Regions from separate parts of the Homo sapiens genome. Here region 2 is linked to region 1. Evidence: chromatin loops called from intact Hi-C (ENCODE). Cell type or tissue: CD14-positive monocyte. All regions are shown on one strand. Each heading gives the region's core, and the rest is flanking DNA. Links, peaks and the distances in the headings are about the cores only.

Region 1 (2,913 bases), core at 283-2,782:
CAGCTACTCGGGAAACTGAGGCAAGAGAATGGCTTGAACCCGGGAGGCGGAGGTTGCAGTGAGCCGAGATCATGCCATTGCATTCCAGCCTGGGTGACAGAGCAGGACTCCGTCTCAAAAAACAAAAAAAAAGTTCCTAAAACCTCCTTTGGAAAATGCATCTGTGATCTGTTTTGTTTTGTTTTTTTTTTCCTGGACAACCTTGGCTAAACAAACCTCTAATGCACTGAGACCTGCCTCAGTCATGTTTTGGTCTGTAACAGGGTATGTCAGGATCAATCAGAGCACATCTCAGGTTATAATGATAAACACTGAGATTTTATTTTTTTTTTCTGTATGCGTATACAAGTATTGCCAAGTAACTAACTTTCTCACTGTGAGTCATGGTCAAAAAATACTAAAAGTCACGACATGGGCCGAGTGAGGTGGCTCACGCCTGTAATCCCAGCACTTTGGGAGGCCAAGGCAGTTGGATCACCTGAAGTCAGGAGTTTGAGACCAGCCTGGCCAACATGGTGAAACCCCATCTCTACTAAAAATACAAAATTAGTAGGGCGTGGTAGCACGTGCCTGTAATCCCAGCTACTCGGAAGGCTGAGGCATAAGAGTCCTTAAACCCGGGAGGTGGAGGTTGCAGTGAGCCGAGAACACGCTACCATACTCCAGTCTGGGTGACAGACTGAGACGCCGACTTAAAAAAAAAATTCATGACATCAATTATGTGTGAGCATTTTACTTCAATCCAGAATAAAGAACAAGGGAACTCTCCCACCACCCTCTGTCTCTTGGTGCCCAGAAACTCCATCGAGCACGTTCTGGTCCAGAAAAAAAGAGGGGGCCCTGCAGTGGCCAACCCTATGTCTTGCTCCATTCAGCCTGCTGTAACTGAAATACTACAAAGTGGGCAGCTTAAGCAGTCATTTATTTCTTACAGTTATAGATGCTGGACATCCAAGATCAGGGTGTCAGCCTGGTCAGGCTCTGGCGAAGGCCTCTTCTGGGTTGCAGATGACTGCCTTCTCTTTCCATCTTCACATGGCAGAGAGGGAGGTCTACAAAGCTCTCTGGAGTCTCTTTTATGAGGGCACTCATCCCATTTATGAGGGCTCCAGTTTCAAGACCTAATCGCTTCCCAAACCCCCAATACCATCAGCTTCATGGTCAGGATTTCAACATATGAATCTTTGGTGGGGGAAGAAGGGGGACACAAACTTTCAGTCCATCATCCCTGGAACAGGCAGATAATGCCAGCATTTTCTTCATCAGTGTCATGGACTTGGCGTTATGCAAGAGCAGTGTCGATCAGGAACGGGAAACAAGAAGGTTTTTGTGGTTATGACCGAAACCATCTGCTCACATCAGCCCATTTGTGGCTTTTATTTCTTTTTTTAATACTCAATTTGAGCAGAGAGCAGGCTGAGAAAGGAGTGCTGGCATCAGGAGCTGGCAGCGTTAGAAGCACCTATGCAGAGGGACAAAAGCCCCAAAGTGAGCGACTGCTGGGCTTCGAGCCCCAGTGCCCCCCACCTCACCACGCCCATGACTCCTGCATCTTCCTCCGAGACCCACCCTGCACAGCTGACTCACTTGCCTTCGTCTGTGCAAATAACTTCCCCATGGGTCTCCTTTTTCATTTGCTTCTCTCCCCTTTATTTCAGGCTACTAAGGGATGCAACGTTGACGGTGCTAAGCAGAGCCTAGAATAGGAGAGAGGGCTCTCCAGAAAAGACCTGGAACATTAGAGATGAGCAATGCCACTGTTAGGAGCCCATGGGTCCCGCCCTAAGCCTCCGAGGCCTCTCCTTCACCTTCATATCCACACCAGACAGGGCTGGTGAGCGAATTCTGGAGGATTCAAGGCGAGAGAGAGTCCCCTGTGTTCTTAACTTCGGGGAGCTGAGGTCACAGATACACTTGAGATTGTAACAAAAGCTATACACCCATGCCCTAGGAAAACACACACATACACTGAGTTTCGCATATCCTATTAAAAGAATCTCCAGAGTCTTTCTATGTATTCCTAGCTAGGACCCCCCACCCTGGCAGGGCGCGGTGGCTCACACCTGTAATCCCAGCACTTTGGGAGGCCAAGGCGGGTGGATCACATGAGGCCAAGAGTTGGAGACCAGCCTGGTCAACATGGTGAAACCCTGTCTCTACTAAAAATACAAAAGTTAGCTGGGCATTGGTGGTGGGTACCTGTAATCCCAGCTACTTGGGAGGCTGAGGCAGGAGAATCCCTTGAACCCGAGAGGAGGAAGTTGCAGTGAGCCAAGATCGTGCCATTGCACTCCAGCCTGGGTGACAAGAGCAAAACTCCAACTCAAAAAAAAGAAAAAGAAAAAAGAAACAGATGAGAGAGATATGACTCTGATGCTAGAACAGAGGAGGAGCCTGCAGAAGGTGTGCAAGCACACATGTGCGCACGTGCACACACATACCAGCTGTCAGACACAGTCTGTGCTCTTTGGGAAGGAGGGTGGGGGTTACAGGACACTCCCATGTGACAAAACAGCAATCATCCCATGTCCCCTGGGTGCATAAAAACATCTCTCTTTGCACACCAGCACACAGCCACATCTTCCTTGCTGGGGTTCTTTGTGACCACTGTGAAAAAGCATTTGCCAGGGCTGTCTTGATGGTACACGGCGCTCCTCTCCTGACCTCAGGTGGTCCACCCACCTCAGCCTCCCAAAGCTCTGGGATTACAGGCGTGAGCCACCGCACCTGACCCAGACCCTGCATTCCTTTCCCCACTGGGCTTCTCTAATGTTCAGAACAACTCAAATCCATTTGTGCATTCTGCTGCCGCATATGGAGGCCCTGCTAAGTGTGAGTCCTACTTTGTGTTTGCAGCTGCAGACCTCATGCTGAGCAAGACTTCGCCTGGCCCTGGAGGGGCTCCCCACTACA
Region 2 (2,913 bases), core at 196-2,695, 130 kb before region 1:
GTTGTATTTTTAGTGGAGACAGGTTTCACCATGTTGTCCAGGTTGGTCTCAAACTCCTGACCTCAAGTCCCTTTAGCATTTCTTATAGGACAGGTCTAGTGTTGATAAAATTGCTCAACTTTTGTTTGTCTGAGAAAGTATTTCTCCTTCATGTTTGAAGGGTATTTTCACTAGATATACTATTCTACGATAAAAGTTTTTTCCTTCAACACTTAAATACCACTCTCTCCCAGCCTGTAAGATTTCCCTCAAGAAGCCTACTGCCAGAAGTTTTGGAGCTCCCTTTTATGTTACTTATTTCTCTTCTCTTTCTGTTTTTAGGACCCTTTTTTTTATCCTTGACTTTTGGGAGTTTTTTTATTAAGTGTCTTGAGATAGTCTTATTTGGGTTAAATCTGCTTGGTTTCTGGAACCTTCTGGTATTTGAACACTGATATCTTTATCTAGGTTTGGGAAGTTCTCTGTAATTATCCCGTTGATAAAACTTTCTATCCTGATCTGTCTCTACCTTCTCTTAAGGCCAGTAACGCTTAGATTTGCCCTTTTGAGACTATTTTCTAGATCTTATAGGCATGTTTCATTCTTTCTCATTCTTTTTCTTTTGTCTCCTCTGACTCTGTATTTTCAAATAACCTGTCTTCAAGCTCAGTAATTCTTTCTTTGGCTTGGTCAATTCTGCTGTTAGGAGATTCTGATGCATTCTTTGGTGTGTCTATTTCATTTTTCAGCTCTGGAATTTCTGCTTAATTCTTTTTTATTATTTTGATCTCTTCATTAAATTTATGTGATAGGATTCTGAATTCCTTCTCTGAGTTATCTTGGATTTCACTGAGCTTCCTCAAAACAGCTATTTTGAATTCTCTGTCTGAAAGGTCCCTGTTTCTCCAGGATTGGTCCCTGGTGCCTTATTTGGTTGTTTGCTGAGGACATGTTTTCCTGAATTGTCTGACTGGCCCTGTGGCCTGAGTCACATTTCAGCTGAAGTCCCAGGCTGCTGCCAACACCTCCATGGCCTGGCAGTCTTCCACTGGAGTTCAAGTTACACTGCTCACCAGAGAATCACACGCATTCAGTGTGTGGACTCCATCCTCACAATCAGATGCTCAGTGTCCAAAATGCTGGGTAAGAAACATCCTGAAGAACACAAATCTGAGATACAGCCTCTTCCAGGCCTGCTCCAAGGCTCCAGACCAATGCATGAAGCACAGCCTGAGTCCACGTGCCTGAGGGAACAGACCTCCAAAGCCTACATTGGGAGCTTCCACCTGGCAAGGAAGGTGTGCTAAGGGCAGAGCTTCCGGCCTCCCTGTTATCTCAAATGTGGACCTATCACTGGGGCCCTAGTACTGGGCCCAATACTTGCCTCCACCCTTTGTCAATGCGAACATCCTTCCTCCTGGGGACAGAGATTTAGAGGTTGACTTTAGAAAAAGCCACTCTCTATAGATATTTTGAAGCAGCAAGTCCCCCCAGCTTCAAATTTTGTGCTGGCTGAGGCAGCCCAGCCTGGTTGGTGACTAGAATGGCCTGAACTGGGAGTCATGGAAACTGACTCAGAGTCATGGAAAGTTGGGGCTGAAAGGGGAAGAAGAGGTCATGCACCATCCGTCTTGCAGCTATAAAAACTAAGGTTTAGGTTGGTGAGGGGGTGTACCCGAAGGATGACTCAAAGGGTACTTCACGGGTAAAGGAACTCAGCTCAAATAAGGTGACTCAAGTCTATTTACAGCCTTGTCCAGTGTGGACTCAAGAATAGCCTGGCCTACCACCCTGAGCTGTCAGGGAGGACAGATGAGATGGACATTGTGAAAATGGGGTACTGCCAGCCTTTAAAATGCGGCGAGTGCACAAGTCACGCAGTGCTGTTATCAACTCATGATATAAGTTCCTCTTCCCTCCCCCGACTGCCTGTGTTGAGTCTCAAATTCATCCCACTGCAGGGAGGTCAGAAAAAGTTCAGAACTTCTTTCTGACCTCCCTCTTGTGGGATTTAATGAGGACATGAAGTGGTGACATTGAGGTGGGAGTTAAGGAGAATGTGCTGGGCTTGGGGCCCAGCAGATGGACATATGTTACCTGTGCCCCTGGGGATGATTCTACCTTCTAAAATGGGCCATGGAAACCTGGTTTCATGTGGTTGGGTCAATCCCCCCAGTGCTTCTGAGGTTGATGAGTTAAACGATGCAAAGGCCATGGTTGGGAGATCTCCTCTTGGGATACGACTTTGGTGAATTTACCTGGGTCTGGTCCTCATTCCTGCAAATCTAGAACCCGACCACCATCCAGACAAGAAGAGAGACTGAGACCCTACAATAACTCAAGTGATTTATTTTGGGGACACTCCTTTCCAGGAAGCTGAATGCTTGTGACCCTCATCTGTTTTTCTGATTTCAGCTGCCTGGGAGGTTGCCTGAGCAGGCAGGAGGCAGCTCATGGGCATGGACTTGAACTGATGCCTCGAATGGCCTGCCTGGCCTTTGTCTTTCTTTATGTTCCATTACCAAATATTCTGCTCCTGGAATCACAGCCTTTGTTTTTATTTATTTATTTATTTATTTATTTATTTATTATTTTAAATGTTTTATAGAGATGGGGGGTCTTGCCAGTACAGGCTGGTCTCAAATTCCTGGGCTCAAGCAAACATCCTGCCTCAGCCTCCCAAAATGCTGGGATTACACAACAATGCCCTAAAATAAGACTTTCAGGTGAAGCTTATGCATGTCTTTCCTGCTTGGTGAGTAGGGTATGATTAGAGTTGGATTTTTCCATCCCATATTCACTCTACAGAATCAATTTAGTGTTCTGCTTATCTATGGGACATTGATGTCATGTGATGGGTGATGTCATGTGATGGGTGATGTCATGTGATGGGTGATGTCATGTGATGTGTGATGTCATGTGATGGGTGATGTC

The links. Hi-C counts contacts between places; a loop is a spot of excess contacts. Peaks named below come from ENCODE experiments on the same cell type or tissue, not always from the same donor. Only the 100,000 strongest peaks of a DNase experiment are listed, where the experiment ranks them.
Region 2: a loop joins it to region 1, with 7 times the contacts of the local background. A loop is called at or near these places in 1 of 110 quality-filtered maps.

Annotation. Positions count from the first base shown.
Region 1 is chr17:74,638,498-74,641,410 of GRCh38, forward strand. No RefSeq gene overlaps it. Among named protein-coding and RNA genes, the nearest start is that of CD300E, 16 kb to the left of the region's middle. In CD14-positive monocyte, for the core only: no CTCF peak of the experiment used is centred there; DNase peaks (open chromatin) are centred at 404, 1,294, 1,584 and 2,386; H3K4me3 peaks cover 1,869 bases; H3K27ac peaks cover 2,500 bases.
Region 2 is chr17:74,511,149-74,514,061 of GRCh38, forward strand. No RefSeq gene overlaps it. Among named protein-coding and RNA genes, the nearest start is that of CD300LB, 19 kb to the right of the region's middle. RefSeq lists an enhancer at 1,319-1,568. In CD14-positive monocyte, for the core only: no CTCF peak of the experiment used is centred there; DNase peaks (open chromatin) are centred at 963 and 1,713; H3K4me3 peaks cover 1,158 bases; H3K27ac peaks cover 2,054 bases.